Linked DNA regions of Homo sapiens: region 2 is linked to region 1. Evidence: chromatin contacts called from ENCODE Hi-C data. All regions are on one chromosome and are shown on one strand. Each heading gives the region's core, a stretch centred on a gene start or an enhancer-like site at or near the end of the contact. The rest is flanking DNA. Distances are from core to core; before and after follow the strand shown.

Region 1 (7,459 bases), core at 1-2,500:
TCTATCACCGGCAGGTCCTCAGTTAGGTACACGCCTGTCTTGCTTGGGTGTCAACGACAGGAAACTTAGCTATCGCTGGATGTCTGCTTCCGCCACTCCACAGCAGGTGGTATCCAGAGTGTGTAAGCAAGGTCAGGGGTGCGAAATTTGGAGAAGAAAACTCAGAGAAAAATGCAGACTGCTTTTTTTGGAAGGGGTGTTTTCAGTTGCAATTTCCATACTGAGGAGCTAGAAATTGGCTGGTAAGGTCTAGACATTAACTTAACTAAACGTGCATTCCTCCTCTTGAATTTGGACTTTATAAGGAATTTGGATTGTATAACCACACGATGGAAGCTGCGAGAGGCTTCTGAACAAGGTACTGACGGCGACCAGCTGTGATGACTAAAAAGACGATTCTGGTGGTGGTGGATACGGTGGCTGGAGATAAGAAAAACCTCGGTTCAAACGAGATCTGAATTTACCCACTAACTACGACCACGAGGAGTTTATTCCTTTATCTTTCCGTTTTCTCTCTCTCCCGAGAAGTGTCAAAAACAGGATTTGGAGGTGGCAGGATAATGGCCAAAATGGGTAGACAAGGTGGCGAACGATTCAACCAGGCTCTGGGCTTGGCGCATGGTGGGCGGTGGCGCCCACACCTGGGCCTGGGAACCCGCCGCTCGGGCATCACTGGCTGCCGCGGCGACCGGCGAGGACACATGACCGAGGAGCGAAAGGTCAGAAGACAAGGGGACTGTTACAGGAGCAGGGGAGCCGCCACTGGCTGCTAAGGCCGTGCAACTGGCGCCGAAGCGCACGATCTCCGCCCGCCCCGCAGCGCGTCGGGAACTGTAGTCCCTCCCTCTCCTGCTCCCTGGCCCAGGACGGGCTCCGGGACAGCGCCTATCCCTCTAGCTGTAAATCACGCACTTTCCTGTCCTGGACGCCGGGTCCTTCCACTTCTCAGGCGTCTGGAGCTTACGTCACGGGCGGGTCACCGCCCACATAGCGGAGGCCTTTAGGTGTCTATGGAAAGCCTGTCGTACAGCAAGGTGGCAATAAAGGATCGACCCTTAACAGTGGTAGGAATGCACCTTCGATCCTTCTACTCCTATTGGCTGCTCCTCTGTGGGCGTCTCCCCCGCCGCATAGCACAGCTCCTCTCCCGGTGTTGCTCAGGCAGCGCCTTAGGCAGCCCCGCGCCCAGGGGAGGGGCGGGGCGAGCCAGGGCGGGGCGGGGCGAGCCAGGGCGGGGCGGGGCCCTGACTGGACTGCGTCGCGCTCGGGGGCCGCGCCGGGTAGCGTTTCTTTTTAGTGCCTGAGGCAGCTCTGGCTCGGAGAGCCTTTTGCTAGCCCCACGGGGACCTCTGTGCACGGATGGACCCGCCCGGACCTGGCGGGAAGCGGCCTGGCAGGCGGCGGCCCCGGCGGCATCAGCAGAGACAGGACGGGGCCGACGCCGCGGGCCCCTGAGGCGTGCGTGCCCACCGGGCCCGGCGGCGGCACCATGATGCCGGGCGAGACCCATTCGGCGGCGCCCGGGACGGCGGCGGACCTGTCGCGATGTCAGGGCTGCGCCTCTCTGCAGCAGGTGCAGCACCTCCCGGGGCCCCGGGCGCGGGGGGGGACTCGGCTCGGCCGGCCGGGAGCGCAGGGATGTGGGGTCCGGCCGCGCGGGCTGTGCCTCAGTGCGCTGCTCTCCCTTCCCAACCGTAGCTCTTGCTCGCTCGTCTCTCTGCTCTCTTTTTCCTACATGAGTTTTGGGGACGGCTTTCTTTGCTTTATTTAAGCTTGAAACCCAGAGTTCATTGACTGGAATGCGCTGGTGTAACGGTGGGGGTGGAGTAAGCGAGGTTTGGAGGGCCCCCCACCTTCCCTACCCGGCCTCGGAGCTCCCTAGGGCAGACTCCGTAGGTCAGTGAGGGACAGGTGAAACGCCGAGGGCAGTTATCTCCCTGAGGATAACGCTTTGGTCTTCTGGCCCATCCTGAGTATTTGTTGTTTGGAGGCAGAATCTTACGTGACATGTGGGTTGTCTGAGTCTTAGACTCGAAGAGTCTAGGGAGGCGTTTCAGCTTATAGCAGATGTGCCATCCCGAGGCTAATTTTTTAAAAAGCAAGCCAAGTAATTGGTCAAGTAGCTTGTCAGTTGTTTGATAAAAGTAGTTTATGAAAGGCATGCAGAGACTGGAGGTTTCTAACAGCGGCGTGGGCTCTTCTTTAGAGTGACATAAGGGAGAATTGCTAGAGTATGGCTCCAGATCTTATGGGGTGGTACTTGGGCAATAGTGCCCCTCATTTCCCACGACTCTCCTAGCTGCCTGATGTCGGGGGTCTCTTTTAACTTCCTACTATCGCGGTTTCAGTGATAAAACGGAACTCACCAGCACCTCATTACCTACTCTGCCTAGTGTTCTAGGAACTACAGACATTGTGGTGAACAAAATAGGATCTCTCATAAGTAAGATGCATATGTGTGAATAAGGCCTCAGAAGATTTTAGGTGTTAGAAAATAAAGGAGGATGTTGGAATATTGGTCTTGTCTCTTAGCTAGAGTAGTCAGGTAGGGAATTTTTGAGTCAGTAACTTTCAGATATTTGAATAATGGGAAGGATCGGGCTGTCAGAAGAGATGTGGGAAGAGCTTCCTGGATAGAGGGATTAACAGGTGGAAAGGTTCCTTTGGTGAGAAGGAGCAGGGTGTCTTTGATGAGCAGAACATGGTATGGTTGGCATGAGCATAGTGCACACGGAAGATGGTTGATGAGACCAGACGGGAGTGCAGGCTAGGTAGGCCATGCCGAGAAACTTGGTTTGCATTTTAAGTGCAATATCTGTGAACTGATTGCAAACATTTTAAGTGTTGAAGGAAGGGGAGGAAGGAAATGTGCTGCTTTTGTGAGTAGAAGGAGAACTAACAGATCATTGCCTTCACTGAGCTGCATTGTGTAGGTATCTTATAACGCCCCCCCGCCCCCGCCACCACCACCCCAGGAACGTGATTGGAGTTCTCCCGAATCTTTAATACATTGTATTTATTATTCGAGCCAATTCACTCAACAAACATTTATTGATCACCTGCCGTATTTTAGACACTGCAATTATGGCATTAGGGGAGAAAAAGACAAAAATTCTTGATCTCTTGGAGCTTCCGTTCTAGGAGGGTGGCAGGATAAATGAAACAAATGAGTTATGTTAGAGGGTAATGAAAACGTTGTTGATGAATTGAACAGAGATGGGGAGGGAATGAATGGGTGAGGACTAGGCCAGTGGCTGTTGGAATTTAAGTAGGGAGTCCTGGAACGTTTATATTGGAGCAAAGGTGAGAGAATAATAAGCTCTGTAGAAATCTTGGAAGAAAAGTCTCCCATACAGTGGAAACATCAGATGTGAAGAACTGTAGCAGGAGCTGGCTTGGTGTGCTTGGGAAGAGCAAGAAGGCCAGTGAAGCTGGAGCGGAGTGAATGCTGGGAGTCAGGAAGGTAGGAGGAGGGCCTGATTGTGTGGGCTCCTGTAGACCATTGTTGGGGTTTGGGCGATGGAAATGGTGAGTCATTGGAGGCTTTTGTGCAGAAGAACTACTGATGTGAACTGTGCTTTTCAGTCATGGATCTGTTATGGTTAAATTTAGCAACTGTATTCTTCTGGTTGCTTAGGCCAGAAACTAGATGGCATCCTTGGTGCAGCTCTTTTTTTCTCATAACCTGTATCCAGTTTATCAGATTGTGTCCGCTCTGCCTTCATTATTCACCCACTTTTCAACATCTCCACTGCTTCCACCGTGGTGTGAACTACTCTAATGTATGGCCTAGAAATTGAATCTCCTTCCTTCTACCCTTGCCACATTTCCTGCTGTGGGTTCTCAAAACATCAATAAGAGTAATCCTAGATCCAGAGGTCTGCAAACTTTTTCTGTAAGGAGCAAGATCACAAGTATTTAGGCTTTGGGGACTTGCTCAGAACTGCTCAGCTCTGCCATTTTCATGTGAAAGCAGCTGTAGACAATTCACAAAGAAATGAGTATGCCTGTGTTCCATTGAAACATTATAAACACTGGAGTAGGGCCTTAGTTTACAGAGTTCTTCTCTAGGTCAGGACACTATTGCATTTGGATTTTCTGTGGCCTGGAATTGGATTACCTTTTTAGGGGAAAGTTACGAGTAGAGTCTCTGGAGGAATTCTGTAGTTGTGCAAAGTGAGTCTAGAAAAATAGGTTCCTGGCAGTTTATAGAGAACCTTGAATGGTAACCATCATAAATTCTTGTACTTATTTCTGTCAGTGTTATGGGATGGTGAAGGTTTTTGCATAGTTACGTTAGGACAGTGCTTGTAGTAGAAGTAACGGTGGTATGCAGGATGGATTGAAGGGGGGTGCAACTAGGTATGGTAAATTATTTTACTAATACATAATAGTGATAACAAAAGTCTGAAGTAATTGAAGGTTCCTGGGAAGGGGAATAAAGAAGAAAAAGGTTCTGAATATGAGACAGTGTAAAGAATGGGCAGGTCTCATGTCAGGAAATGGAAGGTCCCGAGGTTTAAAACTCAAATGACCATGAGAACTGTGGTAGATACAGGAGGAAGAGGAAATCAAGGTGGAAGGGACTGAAGTTGGAATGACATCAGAACTAGGAGTGTTCAGCCATTTTCAGATTTAATGTTTGTGGAACACAGTGCTTCCAAGGTGCCCTAATATCCCTCAAGGAAATAGCAGGCCAGGTTAGATGTGCACTGTGTTCAGTGTAAGAATTTTATCTGGGCTGGGAGCGGTGGCTCATGCCTGTAATCCCAACACTTTGGGAGGCCAAGGCAGTGGATCACGAGGTCAGGAGTTCAAGAACAGCTTGGCCAAGATGGTGAAACCCCGTCTCTACGAAAAATACAAAAATTAGCCGGGCATGGTGGCATGCGCCTGTAATCCCAGCTACTCAGGAGGCTGAGGCAGGAGAATTGCTTGAACCTGGGAGGCCGAGGTTGCAGTGAGCCGAGATGGTGCCACCACTGCACTCCAGCCTGGGTGACAGAGCAAGACTCCGTCTCAAAAAAAAAAAAAAAAAGCTTATTTGACAGAAGGGAGGTGTGAGGATAGGAAAATGGGGCATTATGTTCTGTCACTTAAAGGAATCTTTGAAACCATGAGGCCAATTCATGGGATTACATGCTATCATTAGAGTCAGTGACGGAAAACCAACTAGCTGATGTGTGGCCTTTGATGAAGGGGAACATGGAATGGTGAGGAAAGGAGAAACAGATAAAGTATGTTAGAGGGTTAAACAGGGAGTGCGTTCCAGAGGGAATCAAGAGTTCCAGAGGGAACCAAGATCGGAAAGAATGAGAATTAAGGAAAAGCAATTCTTTTGGTCAATTAGTAGATAACCGCTTTTTGGAAATAATTTTCGCATGTATTATAACTACGTGAAGTTCCATATTTCAATTAAACTTTCGTGTGAGAGAGAAACTAAAGAGGTACAGAGAGAAGATATTCTGTGCTATAGTTTTAACTTTTTGATCATGCAGAGAATTTACAAGTGTAACATAGGAGTCAGTCTTTCCAATGGTAGGCAACCATATTGGTGTTGTGACTTCATTCTGAACTGTAATGTTAGGCTAACTTGCCTCTCTGTCTTGAATAGTGGTTTGCTTGCACTGAAAATCTTCCTTTCATTTCTTAATCCTCCCTGTCCTTTTTTTCTTTAGTTGTTGAAGAGATAACAGTACCTTTGCAGAGATCATTATTTGATTCAGAAGTGTGCAGATTGACTACATTTTCTGTGTCTTTTGCTCGTAGTCTCACAAATCACTTCATATCTGTTTTGTTACGCTCATTGATTACAGTAGTTCATTGCTGATCCATAGCCCAATGCCCAAAGTTCTGGGTTGCAGAACTTTGGCAGTCAGATATAACAGTGTGGGTCCTCACTCTAGTCATATTATGTATTATGTATGGTTAAGTAAAGTCTTAAGTTGTGTGTGTTTAAGTCAAGCTAGTGAAGCTGACATAGTCTCTTTATTCTGATGAAGGAGAGGCCCATATTTGCTGACTTCACTGCAGTGCAAAACAGTTGGATTCTCCTGGGGATCCAGATGAGAGTTTGAAACACATGATTATATTGTTCATCTCATGTATCTAGATTAGATTCAGTGAGTTTGATGTATGGTTGTCCTTGGAACAGATTTGAGCCTGTCCATAAACTTGTGCTGGACTCCCATTGATAATCGCTAGTGATTTAAGTGTCATCGTTTGGAACTTGAAACATTTTATTCCAGACCTATTGATTTAGAAATGGTTCTTTTACAAGGAATGCTTACAAAATTGTAATTCATTCATTTGCCAAACACATTTATTGAGCTTCGATGTATATATGATGCTATCCTGTGTTTCAGAATACAATGATGAACAGAAGAGGCATGGAGCTCATTCTTGTTGAGGTTACAGTTAAGTAGAAAAGCAACCACAGTATAGGTATAATATAAATATTATGGTAAGGGACATATGAGGTACTCTGGGAGCATGTAGGAGGGACAGTTATATAGGAATTGTGCCACCTCTCTGAAGGCTTCATAAAAGTGAATCTAAATTGAGGTCTGAAAGATGATTTGCAGTTAACTAAGAGGGAAAAGATGGAGGGAGAGTGTTGTAGACAGAACAAGTTGTGCCAAGGCCTGGAGGGGAGAAAGTAGTTGACGATAGATGAAGCACAGAGTAAAGGTGGGGATAACTGAGGTGGGGCTGGAGAGACTGGGGTTTGCCTTCCCAGCACCCAGAAGCCACTCTGCTTGGTTTTGGTGGGTGGGTGTGGTTGGGGCACAGTTAGAGAGAGGTGGACATTCCTGCCTTGTTGCCCTGTTCCAGTCCACGCTGTGCCAGAGGTTTTAACAGGTGAGAAGACACACTCATCTCTGCTAGATATCAGTGTAGGCTTTGATTTTAAATAAGAGCAGTTAGTAAACAGCAAGCACACCAGGAATAAGTGGTTTATCAGAGAGGAGTCATGCTGAACAATTAGCCAGATCTCTCCCAGCAAAGCAATAAATGTGAGTAGTGTGATTTTTAAAAATAATTTATTTTGAAATAATTTCAGACTTACAATAAAGTTGCCACAATAATACAAATAACCCTGATGTTCTCAAATTCACAAATTGTTAACATGTTATTGCATTTGCTTCATCATTGTCTGCACACATACACTTTGTCTCCTGTACATGTTCCAGGGTATACTTCCTCCAGATATGAACGTTTTCCAACATAATTACCCTACACCCCTCCAAATCAGGATAGTAACATTGGTGCAGCTGTAGACCTATTCAGATTTTGCTTGCTGGCCTGGGAGTGGCTTTTTGCTTTCTTACTCAAAGTCATGTCAGGAATATGTGTTATATTTTATTGTAATGTCTCTTCAGCCTCCTTCATTTAGTCTTTGTCTTTCATGTTTGTGAAAGTTTAAACAGCAGAGCCTTGCATTCCTCAGCGAACGTTT
Region 2 (7,459 bases), core at 2,664-5,163, 5.0 Mb after region 1:
ATGTTATAATAGGAAGGAAAAACAACTCCAGTTAAATGTGACTGTGGCGACTCCCTTTTATGTATACATTTAAATGCATAGTTGCAGAGGACACATCCCTCCCCTTCTGTCTCCCTAACTTGAACTGTAGACCGTCCTCACTGGGAAGAGTAAGGCCCCACATTTTGTGCAATAGCAAGCTACTGCCCACTTCTGCATGTCTGCTACGAGATCAGAAAGTCAGTTTCACTAAGGTTGTCTTTTAGCTGAATACTTAGAGTAAAACCAATCAAATCCATTGTACATACCTGACCATATGTCCCAGATAAAAAGGAAAGACTTGCGTGATGTTTTTTTCCTTCTGAGTGCCCTGAGGAGATCCTTTTGCTTCAGACTATTTCTAATTTTTCTTTGTTTATAGGTTCAGAATTTTTTCCATGATTGTTTTCCCCCAAACAAGTGCATTTTTAATTACTTTAAATGCAGGGGTGATAGAGGAAATGCTATTCGAACCATAGACATCTTTAATCTGTGAAGCTGAAATTTTTCAGCAAAGGAAATTGCATGGTCAAGTTCAGAAACTGGCCATTAATTTCCCCCTTCCGCTCCACAGTTCATAGCTACTCTTGTTGCAAACATGTAGTGATAAGGAGAACTAACGTATCAAGGGGCTGAGAGGGTAACGTTCCCCTCCTCCTCCATGTTTTTATTTTGGTGTCTGTTTTGTTTCTAGCACTGTATTTAGTACTGTAGTTGAATGAGGTATGATGTCTCCCTTCAAGGAACTCAGAATGGAACAGAAGCATGAGCAAAAGATTGTATTACAGAGGTATGAATAAAATGCCATGGGGAACACAGAGAAAGGTTCACCCGGGAGAGATGGCCTAGCCACTTCCTTAGTGACTGTTTGGTATATGTAGGTCCCCCTGCCATTACTCTTTCAGCCTTCTGCAATCTAGTTCTACTTAGTCACACACTTCTCTAAGACCACTCATACGTAAACACTACGTAGAGGCCCCTTTTTGCCTCATTTTACATTGTTTAGTTATCATTTTGAAACTTTTCTTCACATATGTAACAGTGCCGGAGTTTTTCTGCTTCTCTGTGTTTGTTCAGTAACTCTTCTTTAGGATACACCTAAAGATGAGAAGCTTCATACCCAGTACTCCTCTTCATTCACTCATATGTTTTTGGGATCAGTCCCTTCTGCTGGCTGTGCATTGGTCTAATGGAACAGAATAGAGTCCAGAAATAACCCAACATGTATGTGGACAACTGGTTTTTGACAGAGGTGCAAAGGTCTTGAAAAAATGATGCTGGAATAATTGGGCATCAGATGCAAAATTAAAAACAAATTGATCCATATCTTAACACTGGCAAAGATTAAAGTCCAAATGGATTATAGTTCCCCAAAACTGTATAATTTCTAGAAGACAACAAGGAAAACGTGTTCAGCCTTGGGTTAGGAAAAGATTTCTTAAATCCAACACCAAAAGCACAATCCATGAAGGAAAAATCGATAAATTGTACTTTATCAAAATTGAGAACTTCTCTTTGAAAGGTACCATAAGGAGAACAAAAAGACAAGCTGTAGAGTGGCAGAAAAATATTTGCAAAACATTTCTGATAAATGAGTTGCATCTAGATTACATAAAGAAGTCTCAAAACTGAACAAGTAAACCCATTGTTTACTTAATCGCTGTTTCTCCTGAGCTTGCTGCCTCTGCCCCTGCTCTCTCTCCTTTTCCATTTGTTTTCAACATTGAATCCAGAATGTTCTTCTTGAGATCCAAGTCAGATCACACCAACCCTCAGAACTCTCCAATAGACGACCATGGCACTCAAAAGTCCACAATAGCCTTCAATGCTGGGCAAAACATGAAGCACCCCTTTTCTCCCTTCTCTGACCCCATCACCTCTGTGTTCACCCTGCTCCTGCCGTCCTCCCTGCCTCCAAAACAGGTCAGGCCTTCGTGCCTTTGCACTTACTATTTGCAATACCCAAATGTTCTTCAGGCTCTTTAGCCTCTTCATTTCTTTCCTGAAGTGTCATTCTCACTGAGGCTTATCTAAAGCTGCAGCTACTGGGGCATTCCTGTCTCATCTCCCTGCTGTATTTTGTACTCCCGGCTCTCTTTTGTACTTTTAAACATACTATATGGTTTACCTTTGTTGTTTATATTTGCATGTTGTTTCCCACTTGAATGTAAGCTCCAAAGATTTTATTTTTTTAAACTGAATTATTACTGTATTCCCAGAACAATTCCCTGGCAAATATTTGGTACTCAATAGTAATGCTAAGTTAGTAAATAAATGATGAATTTAGAATCAAAATAATGTGTCTATGGCCAAAATAAAACCTGAAATCCCTGTCCTATTTCCCAGAGGTAACTGCTGTTAATAGTTTAGTTGTGTGCTTCCAGACATACCTTCACAGAATCATTTATCACAATAAAGGTGTCATACTATGCAGATTGTTTGACAAGATGCTTTTTTTCACTTTACACGGGCATCTTTTCATACCATTGTGTGGCCAGGCCATGATTTGTTTTCCAAAAGACATTTACCCAATTTATATGGTGAAGATTTTTGTCCATATTACTTTTTATAGTATTTCTGTAGGGTAAGTTCCCAGAAGTAATATTGCACGATCATCGAAAAATTTTAGTGTTACATTACTGCCCCATAAAGGTACTAATTAACATCCCTCTCAACAACATAGAAGATTCCTTTTTTTTTTTTTCTTTTTTTGGGTGGAGGGGGGCGGGGACAGAGTCTTACTCTGTCGCCCAGGCTGGAGTGCAGTGGTGCCATTTCTGCTCACGGCAACCTCCACCTCCCGGGCTCAAGCTATTCTCCTGCCTCAGCCTCCCAAGTAGCTGGGAATACAGGCACGCGCCACTACGCCCAGCCAATTTTTGTAGAGAAGGGGGTTTCACCATGTTAGCCAGGCTAGTCTCGAACTCCTGACCTTGTGATCAGTGCTGGGGTTACAGGCGTGACCCACCGCGCCCGGACGGATTTCTTGTTTTCATACTGTCATCAACTTTAAATACAAGTATTTTCAGTTTTTGCCAATGCTGTTAATTTAGAAATGTGTATGTATATATTGTCTGGTGGGTGTTTGGATGGAAACGATCAAAATCGGGCAACTTCCCCAGTTTCCTTGAAGGGAGTGCTTGCCATCGGCCCCTCTGGGAAGTAGCTCTCCGTAGTTCTCCATCTTCCTGTTTTGAGGAACGCAGGAGGAGGTGGATCTGGAGTCTCATCCATTCGGTGGCTGTTAACGGCAACTGCAGCAGCCAGCCAGGTCACCCCCTAAAGCAAAGTTAACCCCTTGCATGGTGCCTTGGTCAGCACCCACCAAATTCGAGGTTTCTCCTATCCTTCGACTCGAGGCTCTTTTGACAGATGTGATTTATTTCCTCCTAGAGCCAGTCACATTGGCTCAAGCAACCTATCGTAAGAAAACAAATACAATAGTGTTTTAGCTGGAAACTGCCCACTGTCTAAGCGGCTTTTTAAATTAAGAACTCAGGTTCACTACGGGATGGCTTAGGCCAGGGAACAGCATGTGCGAAGTTCGAAGCCCGAGAAGTTTGGAGGAGCGGCCCCAGGCGCAGGCGGGTCCCGCAGCGGGGCCCGTGCCGCCCAGGCGATCAGCCCCTTCACTTAACCCGCTTCCCTCCTAGCAGGCCCGAGTCCCCTAGCCTCAGCCTCACGCAGCCAGAGCAAGGGGAAGAGGGAGTCCTTCGTGAGTTCGCCGCTCACATTCGGCGGTGGGAAACCGATCCGAAGATGCTTTTGTAGGCGAAACGCTCAGCTCGCGCGGCTCTGAACCACCGGGGAGCAGCGGCTGCTGCTAGTCGGACTACGCCAGCACCTCCTTGTCCAGCCCGGGAGCAGCCCCGCCTCGCTCAGGGCCGCGTGCGCGTGCGCGGCTCCAGGGGCGGGGCCTGCTCGCGTCCCGGGTGCCTGGATACCGAGCGCGTCCGTAGTGGCGGCTGGCGCTAGGGAACTGCAGGGTCTAGGGTGTTGTCGGAGTGGCAGTTGGTCCGAATTTCTCCCGAAGCCCGCGGAGGAGCGGGTAAGAGCCCCGCGAATCCGGCCCCAACCTCGGGAACGGGATGGGAGGCGGCCCTGGCCGCAAGCCCCGCGCTGCTAGCGGGTCCACCGCGTCGTAGCCGACAGCCGCCCTTCTTCCTCGCAGCGCGCCGCGATTCACCAGCCTGGTCCCTTCTGCGGAGAGCGATGCCGCTTCCCGACACCATGTTCTGCGCTCAGCAGATCCACATTCCCCCGGAGCTGCCGGACATCCTGAAGCAATTCACCAAGGCTGCCATCCGCACCCAGCCGGCCGACGTGCTGCGGTGGTCCGCGGGGTAAGCGCCCTTGGCCCGGGGAGCTGTCCGGTCTACATGCCCAAGCCAGACGAGCCCAGAGAGCCCTCCTCCCGGACCAGGGGCCTTACGCGGCACTCAGCGTCCTTAAGAGTATCAGGCAAAACTTTCCCCTTAGCATTGGTGACATCTATACTTGAGTGTTTTATCTAGGAACCATTTCGATTTATCGACTATGAGACCCGAAATCATTGCAAAATGCTCACTTACCTACAACGTAATGGCAACTCAATTGTTTAAAAGTGTTTATGATGAAGATAGACTAAAACTTAACAAAGTAATTGCATTGGGCAAAAAAGTGTTTACATTATGTTAAAAAAATTACACGGTTGCAGTCACTTTGTGAAATGACTTTACAAAGAGGAATATTTTAGCTAAGTTCCTCATCTGCAGAGAGTCCTCTCAGAGCTATGTATACCCAGAGCTGGTTAAATTTATTAGAACCGGAACGACCGTGGTCATACTGAGGTCATCATCCCTAGAGTGCTCAGGGTAAACTGTCCAGCAAATGAAGCTTCACAGTTTATTTTTTGCCACAAACATTCCAACACTTGCCAGGAACAGACATTCATAATCTCAAAGTTACAAGTCAACAGATCTTAGAGGCATTAAAAGAAATCCTCTTGGTTTTACAGGAGAGCTCTTTGCCCCTTTTCAATAAACAGATGTAAAACAAAAACTCACTTTTATGATGACAAGAGTCAGCACAGGTGTAAATTTAATTTAAATATTTTAGTCATCAACATTTCAAATTTTGGCTGGGCTTGGTGGTTCATGCCTGTAATCCCAGCACTTTGGGAGGCCAAGCTGGGAGGATCACTTGAGCCCAAGAGTTTGAGACCAGCCTGGGTAACACAGCAAGACCCCATCTGTATTTTTTTTAATAAGAAAACTAATTTAAAAAGAAAAAAAACAGCCAAATTTTGCTGGCTTTAAACTCTATAACCAAAGTGAATTAGTTTCGTTTGGCTGCTGTAACAAATCACCACAAAACTTGACAGCTTAAAACACAGACATACATTTGGGCCGGGCGCGGTGGCTCACGCCTGTAATCCCAGCACTTTGGGAGGCCGAGGCGGGTGGATCATGAGGTCAGGAGATCGAGACCATCCTGGCTAACAAGGTGAAACCCCGTCTCTACTAAAAATACAAAAAATTAGCCGGGCGCGGTGGCGGGCGCCTGTAGTCCCAGCTACTCGGGAGGCTGAGGCAGGAGAATGGCGTGAACCCGGGAAGCGGAGCTTGCAGTGAGCCGAGATTGCGCCACTGCAGTCCGCAGTCCGGCCCGGGCGACAGAGCGAGACTCCGTCTCAAAAAAAAAAAAAACACAGACATACATTCTTGCAGTTCTGGAGGCCAGAAGTCCAAATTAGTTTCACTAGGCTAAAATCAAGGTGTTGACAGGGCTTTGCTCTTTCCAGTGGTTCTCAGGAAAACCCAGCTCGTTTCCTTGCCTTTTCTGGCTTCTAGAGCTGCATTTCTTGGACGCCTTGGCTCATGTCCCCTTCCTCCATTTTCAAGGCCAGCATCTTCAAATCTCCCTCTGCCTCCTTCTTCCAAGGACACTGGTGATTGCATTCAGTGGCCATCCAGATAGTCCAGGGCAGTTTTCCCACCCGAGATCCTTATCAGTCCACAAAATCCCTGTTACCATGTAAAGTAACATTCCCAGGTTCCTGGAACATGGACCTGGATACCTTTGGGGCTGTTATTTTACCCACCAACTGAGCTACTTGTCCATCCAGTGCTTGCCTTCTGAGAAATGCTTTTATCAATGGTTTCTGAAAGACTCTTTCAAAGTTCTTGCTAAAGAAATATAGCCTCTGGTTTTAACCATTATTCAAGCTTAAATAAAAGGATTTATAAGAGTTTGTGCTGTACAAAAAATTCCAAGATTTAGCAACATCTTCTTGGAACATTAAACTATATTTAGTAATACCTTAGAGATAGTTATGTTAAGCTTCACTTTGTTTATTTATTTATTTATTTTTGAGACGGAGTTTCACTCTTGTTGCCCAGGCTGGAGTGCAATGGCGAGATCTCGGCTCACGGCAACCTCTGCCTCCCGGGTTCAAGCGATTCTCCTGCCTCAGCCTCCCAAGTAACTGGGATTACAGGCACTTGCCACCACACCCGGCTAATTTTTGTATTTTTAGTAGAGATGGGGTTTCACCATGTTGGCCAGGCTAGTCTCGAACTCCTGACCTCAGGTGATCTATCCACTTGGGCCTCCCAAAGTGCTGGGATTACCAGTGTAAGCCACCGCACCTGGCCTAAACTTCACTTTAAGAGGCTTAATCAGGCTGGGCATGGTGGCTCACACCTGTAATCCCAGAGTTTGGGAGGCCAAGGCTGATGAATCACCTGAGGTCAGGAGTTCGAGACCAACCTGACCAACATGGTGAAACCCCATCTCTACTAAAAATACAAAAATTAGCTTGGTGTGGTGGCACGCATCTGTAGTCCCAGTTACATGGGAGGCTGAGGCAGGAGAATTGTTTGAAACCGGGAAGCAGAGGTTGCAGTGAGCCAAGATCGTGCCACTGCACTCCAGCCTGGATGATAGAGCAAGACTCCATCATAAAAATAAATAAATAAATAAGAGACTTAATCAGGAACTTTCCGAATGTACCATGCTACTAATTTCTCTCAAGAGCCATTTATTTATTTATTTTTTAGATAGAGTCTTTTTCTGTGGCCCAGGCTGGAGTGCACTGGTGCTATCTAGGCTCACGGCAACCTCTGCCTCCTGGTTCAAGCAATTCTGCCTTAGCTTCCCAAGTAGCTGGGATTACAGGTGCGTGCCACCACGCCCAGCTAATTTTTGTATTTTTAGTAGAGACGGGGGTTTCACCATGTTGGCCACGCTGGTCTGGAACTCCTGACCTCAAGTAATCTGCCCTCCTGGCCTCCCAAAGTGGTGGGATTATAGGCTTGAGCCACCGCGCCTGACCAAGAACAATTTGTGAGTTTAGGAGAAAACCCAGGTATTATTCATTCGGCAGTATATATGTAATTGTAGGTTCAAATATGTTTCAGCTGTCACAGGACAGAATCTGTTAGGGAGAGCTATTCAAAAG

The links. Hi-C counts contacts between places; a loop is a spot of excess contacts on that map. Pooled maps may share reads with other maps.
Region 2: a loop to region 1 is called in a pooled map, with 9 times the contacts of the local background. The contact joins the promoter of ROPN1L-AS1 here to the promoter of ICE1 in region 1. A Hi-C loop is called at or near these places in 5 of 50 pooled maps.

Annotation. Positions count from the first base shown.
Region 1 is chr5:5,421,427-5,428,885 of GRCh38, forward strand. It overlaps ICE1 (interactor of little elongation complex ELL subunit 1), which reads left to right and starts at 1,251. Exons shown (of 19, transcript NM_015325.3): 1 at 1,251-1,573. The coding sequence starts at 1,490. It overlaps LOC101929200 (a long non-coding RNA gene), which reads right to left and starts at 703. Exons shown (of 6, transcript XR_001742583.3): 1 at 1-703. RefSeq lists enhancers at 1-497, 498-1,008, 874-1,123 and silencers at 1,154-1,483, 1,544-1,683.
Region 2 is chr5:10,437,938-10,445,396 of GRCh38, forward strand. ROPN1L-AS1 (ROPN1L antisense RNA 1) reads right to left here and starts at 3,914. Exons shown (of 2, transcript NR_102746.1): 1 at 3,751-3,914; 2 at 2,798-3,436. ROPN1L (rhophilin associated tail protein 1 like) reads left to right here and starts at 3,942. Exons shown (of 5, transcript NM_031916.5): 1 at 3,942-4,361. The coding sequence starts at 4,231. MARCHF6 (membrane associated ring-CH-type finger 6) reads left to right here. Exons shown (of 26, transcript NM_005885.4): 26 at 1-2,451. RefSeq lists a silencer at 3,796-4,055.